Linked DNA regions of Homo sapiens: region 2 is linked to region 1. Evidence: read pairs that join two places in POLR2A ChIA-PET (ENCODE). Cell type or tissue: MCF 10A. All regions are shown on one strand. Region 1 has its middle 46 kb from the start of MIR4418. Region 2 overlaps EPHB2 (EPH receptor B2).

What was found. ChIA-PET counts read pairs that join two places held together with the same protein. Peaks named below come from ENCODE experiments on the same cell type or tissue, not always from the same donor. Only the 100,000 strongest peaks of a DNase experiment are listed, where the experiment ranks them.
Region 2: POLR2A ChIA-PET joins it to region 1 with 5 read pairs; 2 of 35 experiments call an interaction of 5 or more read pairs at or near these places.

The regions. Positions count from the first base shown.
Region 1 is chr1:22,309,963-22,314,962 of GRCh38, forward strand. No RefSeq gene overlaps it. Among named protein-coding and RNA genes, the nearest start is that of MIR4418, 46 kb to the left of the region's middle. In MCF 10A, no CTCF peak of the experiment used is centred here; no DNase peak of the experiment used is centred here.
Region 2 is chr1:22,829,988-22,834,987 of GRCh38, forward strand. All of the region lies in intron 3 of EPHB2 (EPH receptor B2), which reads left to right. Among named protein-coding and RNA genes, the nearest start is that of MIR4253, 31 kb to the right of the region's middle. In MCF 10A, no CTCF peak of the experiment used is centred here; DNase peaks (open chromatin) are centred at 464, 2,234 and 4,594.

The sequences.
Region 1 (5,000 bases):
ATAGCAGACTTATTTGTAATAGCCCCAAACTGGAATCAACCAAATGTCCTTCAGCTGGTGATTGATGAACAAATTATGGTATATTCATGCAATGGAGCAATAAGAAGGAACACGCTCTAACATATGAGACTGCGTAGATACATAGCAATATAATTAGGCAGAGTGAAAAAACCATCAGTAAATACTGTATGGTTGCTTTTATATGAAATTCTAGAAAATGCAAACTAATCTTTAGTAACAGAAAGCAGACCAGTGGTTGCCTGGAGAAGAGGGTGGGTTGGAGGAAGGAAAAATTACAAAGAGTCTCTTTTGCTTGTAGTGTTGGTTTCACAGGTGCATCCACGTGTCAAAATGCATCTAACTGTACAAGCTTACTGTAGCTCAGTAGAGCTGTTTTAATTTTTATCTTAAAAAAAAATTTCTTTTTTTGAGATGGAATTTCACTCTGTCGCCCAGGCTGGAGTGCAATAGTGTGATCTCTGCTCACTGCAACCTCCGCCTCCTGGGTTCAAATGATTCTCCCGCCCTCAGCCTCCCTAGTAGCTGGGATTACAAGCACTCACCACCACGCCCAGCTAATTTTTGTGTTTTCAGTGGAGACAGGGTTTCACCATGTTGGCCGGGCTGGTCTCAAACTCCTGACCTCACGTGACCTGCCTGCCTTGGCCTTCCAAAGTGCTGGGATTACAGGTGTGAGCCACTGCACCCAGCCTTTTTAAAAATGTTTTTGTAGAGACAGGGTCGCTGTTGCTCAGGCTGGTCTCAAACTCCTCGCCTCAAGTGATCCTCCCTCCTTGGCCTCCCAAAGTTCTGGGACTACAGGCATAAGCCGCCACACCCGGCCAAAGCTGTTTGTAAAAGCCACGTACACTTATTGGTTACTTGCTATTCACAAACTATTACTTATTATTAATAAAAACCTTTTTTGGAACCACAGACATACATTCATTTGTTCACTCAAAAGCATTTTTTGAGCACCTACTGTGTGTCAGCTACTGTAATAAGGTCTGAGAATACTTCAATCAACAAAATACACATGATATTTTTGACCTCTTAGAATTCACATTCTTGGGAGGGAAAAGTGGAGAGTGGGGAGATAAATGCTAGTAAATAAATATCTGGCCAGGCGCAGTGGCTCACGCCTGTAATCCCAGCACTTTGGAAGGGCGAGGTGGGTGGATCACTTGAGGTCAGGAGTTGAAGATCAGCCTGGTCAACCTGGTGAAACCCAATCTCTACTAAAAATACAAAAATTAGCTGGGTATGGTGGTGCACACCTGTAATCCCAGCTACTTGGGAGGCGGAGACAGGAGAATCGCTGGAACCAGGGAGGCAGAGGTTGCAGTGAGCTGAGATCGCGCCACTGCACTCCAGCCTGGGCAAAAGAGCGAGATTCCATCTCAAATGATAATAATAATAATAATAATAATAATAATAATAATAATAATAATAAATAAATATCTCATATATTAGACAATGATAGGTACTCTAATGGGAAAGAAAAAGCAGGGTTAGGGGATGGGGTGTGGGGTGGGGTGGAGCTGTCATTTTAAGCAGAGTGTCAAGGAAGGCCTGAATGATAACGTGACATTTGAGCATCAACGTAAAGAAGCTGAAGAAGCCAGGTGTGGTGGTATTTTGGAGAAGAGACTTCTTGACAGAAGGAAGGACACGTGCAAAGGTCCTGAGGTGCGAGTGTGCTTGGAGAACCTAGAAATAGCAAGAAGCCCAGTGTGGTCGGAGCAGAGTGAGGGAGGGGGTGAGTAGTAGAAGATGAGTTCAGGGCTGGGGCAGGTCAAGTTCAACCATTGGAAGGATTTGGTCTTTTACAAATGTTCAATGGACCATGCTCCTAGAAAGAGGGACCATAAGTCAGTTAGCATTTTCCGTGGATCTACCATGTGCCTTTTGCCTCAGAAGTCAGAAAGTCCAGGAGCCTGCTTTATCCTACTCCCCCAGTGGGCTAATACCTGAATGGCCCCCAGCACCATGCCTGGCACACAATTGGCATTACGAAATGTCACTTGTGATTATCAGGTTGTGGGAGGAGATTGAGACAGGCTTTTCAGAAAGAAGCATATGAGCTAGGCTTGGAAGGGTTATTAGTATATTCTAGAACCTTTATAGTTGAAAACTGTGATATCTAGAGGAAGCCAGAGGGAACAGTAGGCTGTGAGTTCGCTGAGAGCATGGTCTCTGTGTCTCTTGTTAGCCTCCATCTGCAGGGCCTGACACAACATCTATATGTTTGTTGAATGAATACATGACAGAAGGAAGGAACAAATGAATAAATGTGTCTGGGGCAGAGCCAGACGCAGACCTTCCTTTTCTTTTTTCTTTTTTTTTTGAGACAAAGTCTTGCTTCATCACCCAGGCTGGAGTGCAGTGGTGTGATCTTGGCTCACCCCAACCTCCGCCTCCCGGGTTCAAGGCTCACTGCAATCTCCGCCTCCCGGGTTCAAGCGATTCTCATGCCTCAGCCTCCCAAGTAGCTGGGATTACAGGCATGTGCCACCATGCCCAGCTAATTTTTGTATTTTTATTAGAGACGGGGTTTCACCATGTTGGCCCGGCTGGTCTCGAACTCCTGACCTTGAGTGATTCACCTGCCTCAGCCTCCCAAAGTGCTGGGATTACAGGCGTGAGCCACGGCGCCCGGCCAGACCTTCCTTTTCTATCCAGGAGCTGCCTGGATCCCTGCAAGACTTCAGCTCCTAGAATCAGAGAAACCAGGTTCCAAATCCCAGCCCCACCCTTTTCCTGTGAGACTGTGGGGAGGTTACTTGACTGCTTGAAATCTCAGTGTTGTCCTCAGCAAAATGGGGACAATAATAACATCTACTTCACAAGGTGATCATGAAGATAAACTATGACAGTCTGGAGTGCCCTACGTGGTGCTGGACACATAGCAAGTACCCAACGGGTATTAAACCCGGCTTTTATTGGGTAGTGCCTGGTAGCAGGCACTGTGCTAGGGGCTTTTCATGGATTAAATCTAAATTTAAGAGTTACAACAGCCTTTTGAAGTAGGTACCATTATTATCAACCCGTCTAACAAATGAGAACCCAGAAGCTCAGAGGGGTTCACAGAGTTGCCTGAAGCCACACAGCTCAGAAGCGTGGAAGCTGGGATTTGAACCAGAGTCTGTGCTTGTCGCCGCTGTTCTGTTCTGTTAGGTCTCTCTAACTCTATCTCTTTCTCTCCCAGACTAGGGGTTGGGGCTTTGTTCATGAGGCAGCAGAGAGCTGTGCACAGCTCTTGAGGAGGAAATTGGGGAGCCAACCCTTTCCACCCCTCTTCTGTGGAAGGCTGGAGTCCCATATGGAAACTGAAGAGGTGAGGGGTGTTTTGTGTACGAGAACTCACCCATGACCCTCCCTCCTCCACACCCTCTCAGCTGAGCTTGCTGTGCCCTTGTGGGAACTGGGGGGAACATGCCCCCCACAGCCACGCTATCCCTGTGCTGGGCAAGAGTAGCTGGGTGTGCTTTTTGAGTTGCTAGGTGGCCGGCCCGTTGGGTTCATTGGCCTGCTCTCCTAGAGGGACTCTTGCTGGCTGTGACCTGCCTGGGCAGGGAGAAGACCAAAGAGGTGCCTCAGGCTGGTCATCTGGGCGGGGTGTACGGAGGCCGTAATTGCTGGGCACCAAAGTCCAGGCTGGGCCCTTCTATGAAGACATTTATAGCCAGCCGGCCTGGGGGACCATTCAAGTGGTTTTCTCTCTTTTGTGTCCCTTTAATAAACGAGAAGAAGAGACATCAAATTAAAGCTGATTCTGGACAAACTTGGCTTTGCTGAGAGGCTCTGGGGAGGTCAGGGGAAGGTTATTCTGCTTGCTGACCCTGAGGCCTGGGTGTTTTACCACATGCTTTGAAAATGTAGACTCGGACGTCAGGGCCAGTTGGGCCTTTGAAGTCACCCAAGCCAACTCTCAGCCCTGTGCAGGGATCCCCTGAGCAGTCTCTGGTTGCAGCCTTCCAGGGATGGGGAACTCACTACTACCTTTCTTTTCTTTCTTTTTTTCTTTCTTTCTTTCTTTTTTTTTTTTTTTGAGACAGAGTCTCACTTTGTTGCCCAGGCTGGAGTGCAGTGGTGCCATCTCGGCTCACTGCAACCTCCACCTCCCGGGTTCAAGCAATTTTCTTGCCTCAGCCTCCCAGGAGCTAGGACTACAGGTGCCTGCCACCACGTCTGGCTAATTTTTGTATTTTTAGTAGAGATGGGGTTTCACCATATTGGCCAGGCTGGTCTCGAACTCCTGGCCTCAGGTGATCCACCCACCTCAGGCTCCCAAAGTGCTGGGATTACGAGCCACCGTGCCCGGCTGGGGAACTCACTACCTTTCAGAGCAATCATGCCATTAATAGGCAGCTCTCCATAGTCTCTCTGCTTAGGGGGCTTTGGAAACAGGTGGATTGAGGTAAAATCCCAGCTCGGATACCCTGAGCAATGGCTGTCATCTCTGTGAATTTCAGCTTCCTCCTCTGCCAGGAATCATTCATTCCTGCATTCATGTATTCCGCAGATATTTTGTCTTTGGCTGGGCCTCCCCGGAAGCAGACTGGAGACAAGGATTGAAGTGAAGTAGTTTGGAAGGGAAGCTCAGGAAGGACCTTGGGGAAGAGGAGATTGAGACAGGGAAGGTATTGTGAATCGAATCGTGTGTCCCCCACAAAAAGAGTCCTAACTTCTGACACCTGGGAATGTGACCCTGTACTTGGAAATAGGGTCTTGCAGATGCGATCAAGTTGAGGTCAGTCATATTGGGTTAGCATAGGAATGGGGTCATGCCGGTGTGATCAAGTTGAGGTCGGTCATATTGGGTTAGTGTAGGCCCTGATCCAGTGACCGGTGTCCTTATTGAATGAAGGGAACTGGGGCTCATTGCCACACAGAGAGGGTAGGGGGACACGTGAAGGCATAGAGACACACATGGGGGACGCCATGTGACGATGGAGGGAGACGGCATGACGCTGACACGAGCCAAGGAGCACCCAGGA
Region 2 (5,000 bases), 520 kb after region 1:
CTAAGGAGGTCAGGATTTGTAAACAATAAATGGCTGTGCGAGTTCATGATCATGCTCAAGTTTGACTGGTGGGAAGGGGGGACTAGGGCTGACAATTTGCTTTTCCTTCCTTTAGAAACAAGAAACTGCAAATTCCTTCCCAGGACTGGTGGGCCAACCCTGGGCTGGGCTCCAAAAATACAGAGAAAGGGCTTTGGCGGGAATTCCAGGGCTGCACTGAGGGGTGCTGGCTGCCCAGCCTTTGTCCCCAGAGGCTGGCATCAGACGCCATGCTCTGAGGAGAGGGGCGGTTCGCAGACACTGAAGGGGACCCACGTGATTCCTTCAAGTTCTTTGCAGTCTCTGTAGAAGCCTGCTCAGAGGAGGAGGCCATGCGCACCAGGGAAAGGGCCAGACAGGCCTGTGCTTGAATCCCTGACTGGCCTCATATTGCTGAGTACACTGGGCAAGTGATATTATCTCCCCAGGCCTTGGTTTCTCAATCTGTAATGTAGGAACTAACAGCAGAACCTCCCTCACAGGGCCACCAGGAGGCAAGGGATACCTGGCCCTTAATGTGTTCAAAATTCATATTCATTTCTTTTGTTTGTTTGTTTGAGACGGAGTCTTGCCCAGACTAGATTGCAGTGGTGCAATCTCAGCTCACTGCAACCTCCACCTCCCGGGTGCAAGTGATTCTCCTGCCTCAGCCTCTCGAGTAGCTGGGATTACAGGCGCCCACCACCACGCCTGGCTCATTTTGTATTTTTAGTAGAGATGGGGTTTCACCATCTTGGCCAGGCTGATCTCGAACTCCTGACCTCATGATCCACCCGCCTTGGCCTCCCAAAGTCCTAGAATTACAGGCATGAGCCACCGCACCCTGCCTCATATTCATTTCTTTATGCCAACGGTCTTAGATCAACAAGAAGCATTTAGTCCAATCACCCCATTTTACAGGTAGGAAAACAGAGGCTCCAAGAACGACAGCAGACATTTCAAATGTAGAATGGCCAAGTGTGTGGGTGTCAGGAAGAGGAAGCTAGATGAAGGAAGAGGGGTAATGCTCCACGTTGACTACCAGAGTCTGAAAGTCTGAACCTGGGATGCCAGGCAGGCAGTAAACCCAGGGGCTCCCCAGATCAACCCAGCAGTACTGACTGCATCTTTGCAGGTCCACACTGGCAGCCTGTACACTTTGAAGAACAGCAGGTCCACTGGGGATGAAGGGCGGCTGCAGGGATGGTGATGGGCATTGAGTGAGGTGATTTATATAGGGCAACTTACAGAGTGTCTTGCACATAGAAGGTGTTCAGGTCCTGGGAGGTAAGTGAGCACCAGATACAAACCCAGAACTGGGATGGGGAGTGGCTGCCCCTTGCTACCTCCCCCCTTAGCAGAAAGTGAAAGCATTTTGCACAAAAACTCAGCTGTAGGCATTGTGTAATAGCATTGATCTATCCAAAAATATTGAGTGCCTACTGTGTGCCAGGCAGCCTGTGAAGCCTTTTGCGTGAATCCTCTCATTTCAACCCAGGAACCCTTACAAGTCAGTCTACTATTATTTCCATTTTATGGATGAAGAAACTGAGGCTCAAGGAGCCTGAGTGGTTTGCCTAAGGTCAAGCAGAGCAGGGCAGGAATCCAGGGCTTTCCAAATTCAGAGCCTTAACACCATGCCACACTGTGCTGGCAGAGATAGCAAGAGTTGTTGGAGATGATTATAAGGGGAGGGCCAAAATGATCGTGGGAATCCAATCCCCGTGGCAGTAGGTGGGAGATGCTGACCTGGGCTTCCTCAGAAAGGTGTGAAATGTTGACACCCTCCCCTTGGGCTCTTCAAGGGCTCAAGAGGGGCTGTGTTAGGCTGGGCTGGAAACAGAGGGCTGACCATCATGGGTTCCAGAGGGAGCTATCCACCCCCCTACCTAGCCAGAGGCAGCCAGGATTCCATTAACCTGATTCTCTGCCCCACATAAACCTGCAAAGGGAGCCCCTGGAGGGAGGGGTACTGGGGAGAGGAAGAATTGGGCTTCCCCAGGCCCCAAATGGAGCAGCCAGTGGTGCTAGTTTCCTCTCTTGCAGTCCAGGAGGACCTTCGAGGCCCCTGGCTGTTTGAGCGGGGAATAGGGAGAGCGATGGAGAGCCAGAAAGTAGGGACAAGAGACTCCAGGCTGGGGTGCAACAGCAGGAATAGCAGGAACAGGGTGCACGTCATCAGAACAATGGGTCCTGAGTCACTCTGTGCCTGCCCAGCCCTGCATGGCCCTGGGTGAGTCATGTCACTTCTCTGAGCTGTGGGTTCTTCCTCAATAGTAAGGGCAAACCAATGCCACCTCTCAGTGTTGCTGGGCTGATTCACAATACCGGGCCTCAAGAAATGGTGGCTGTTGCCAATGCTATAATTTTACAATCTTGACCCCATGTATCCCTTCTCAGCTTGCAAGCCACATTCATCCTTTTTCTCCTTGGAGCCTCACAATACTTCTGCAAGGTGTCCAGGATTCTTACCAGAGAGGTTAAGGGACTTGTTCAGAATCACACAGCTTCTAACCCTTGGCCTGGGATGCACCCCTAGTGATTGTCATGGAGTGGGCCATCCCAGCCAGGCTACGCCACTCTTCTTCAGTCTGGGTGGTTGCTATTCCTCTGCCATGATTCACGTCAGATGCCTCTTCCTCCAGGAATCCCTCCCTGACCACACAAGAGCCTGGTTAGTACAACTCTCTGCTTTCCCACAACCTTTGAGACATTTATCAGAGTGTTTATCAGCAGTCATCACAACCGTTAGGTGCTCCCACCTAAGACTTTGAGGGTTCAGCCAATACTTTATAATAGAAGAAGAGGGGGTACAATAAATATTTTGTTAATGACTACAGCACCTGTACAAAGGGACAGATAGGTGTCCACAGACTCACATGTATAAGTAACAGTCATGCATGCACAGCCATGCACATGTGGCTTAGTGAATACACATGTATACAGACAGGGAGAATGTTCTGGAACATGAATTGTGCTCATGTGGATGCCCCATCCCCCCACCCCCATATAAACACATAAAAATACTAGAGATGATATTGATACAACCTGGTAAGAGAGAAAGGAAAATCCTTGGGTGACTTGGTTTTTCATTTAAGGGATTTTTTTTTCTTTTTCTTTTTCTTTTTTTGAGACAGAGTCTCGCTCTTTTGCCCAGGCTGGAGTTCAGTGGCGCAGTCTCGGCTCGCTGCAACCTCTGCCTCCCAGGTTCCAGCGATTCTCCTGCCTTCAGCCTCCTGAGTAGCTAGGACTACAGGTGCACGCCACCATGCCTGGCTAATTTTTGTATTTTTTGGTAGAGACAGGGTTTCACCATATTGGCCAGGCTGGTCTCGAACTCCTGACCCCATGATCTAGCCTCCTCGGCCTCCCAAAGTGCTGGGATTACAGGCGTGAGCCACCATGCCCGGCCTCATTTAAGAGATTTTTGAAATAGTAGGTGGAACAAAAATACAGCCATAAAATAGAAGCTGGGAGGAATAGGATTGGAATTACAACATACTAAAATTGTTTGGGAGGTAGATAGGGATAGCAATTAACTTTTGGCTTGGTTGAGGCCAATGTGAGTGTTAAAAATGACAGGGTACCCATGAAAGACAGAATATATAACTTCTGAAGCAGCAGAGGGAATAAAAAGGCATACAGCAAATACAATCAATTCCACAGAATTAAGAAAGGAGAAAAAAGTTTTAAATGGATTATAAATAAAACATACAAGAGTATAAAGTCAAATACGTGTTAGTGTTCACAATAAATGAAAATGGGTTCAAAACTGTTAAAAAACAGAAATTCATAGTTTGGATGAGGAAAAACAGTACAGCTCTATCTGTTTACTGCAGACAAGCCTAAGAGATAATGAGGCACAAAGGGTAAAAGGAGAGAAAATTATGTATCAGCAAATATTCTCTAGAATAAAATAGGTAGCAAGATACATTTCAGAGGATAAAAAGACTTTAAGACAAAACAGCATTATTAGGGACAAAGAAGGTCATTATATCTTGTAATGACAAGATATAATAATCCTGAACTTAGTCTCAAAACACTTTAAAAAAAAAAGATACACTTGTAAGAAGAAAATGTCAAATCAGATCCAATTGGTGGGATATTTTAGCATAGCTTTCTCAAAAATCAATGGAGTAAGTAGACACAAATTATTAGACTCAAATGAGCTAACTAATAAGAGCCCTGCTCTCAACAAAGAAAAATTACACTTTTTCCCCCTCAGATTTACCACACAGAATGTCTCATACAGGACCACAAACCTTCCCCAGGTGTGTAAGTACCTGAGGACAGAGTGACAAGTGTGTAGGAACAGTTAACTCTCCCAAAGACATCCAGATATGAGAGGGGGTCTTGTATGGTGGCCAAGGTGTTTAGCTAACTAAACAATTCCATGACTTCGGACGATTAAAATACCTTGTCTGAATCTTAGTTTCCTTATGTAAAACATGTCAATTTGGGGACAGCAGACTGTAAAGGGCCAGAAAGTTAAAATTTTAGCCTTTGTGGGTTTTACAATCTCTGTTGCAACCACTCAACTCTGCCATTGTGACATAAAATCAGCCATAGGCAACATGTAAACAAATGAGCCTGGCTGTGTGCCAATAAAACTTTATTTTCAAAAAAAAAAATGGCAAGGCCAGGCACGGTGGCTCATGCCTGTAATTCCAGCACTTTGGGAGGCTGAGGTGGGCGGATCACTTGAGGGCAAGAGTTTGAGACCAGCCTGGCCAACATGGTGAAAGCCTGTCTCTACCAAAAAATACAAAAAGTAGCCAGGTGTGGTGGCATGCACCTGTAACCCAGCTACTTGGGAGGCTGAGGTGGGAGAATCACTTGAACCAGCGAGGCAGAGGTTGCAGTGAGCCGAGATCACACCACTGCACTCCAGCCTGAGCGACAGAGCAAGACTCTGTCTCAAAAAAATAAAAAAATAAAAAATAAAAAAAAGGCAAGCCCAAATTGGCCTGTGGGGGCATAGT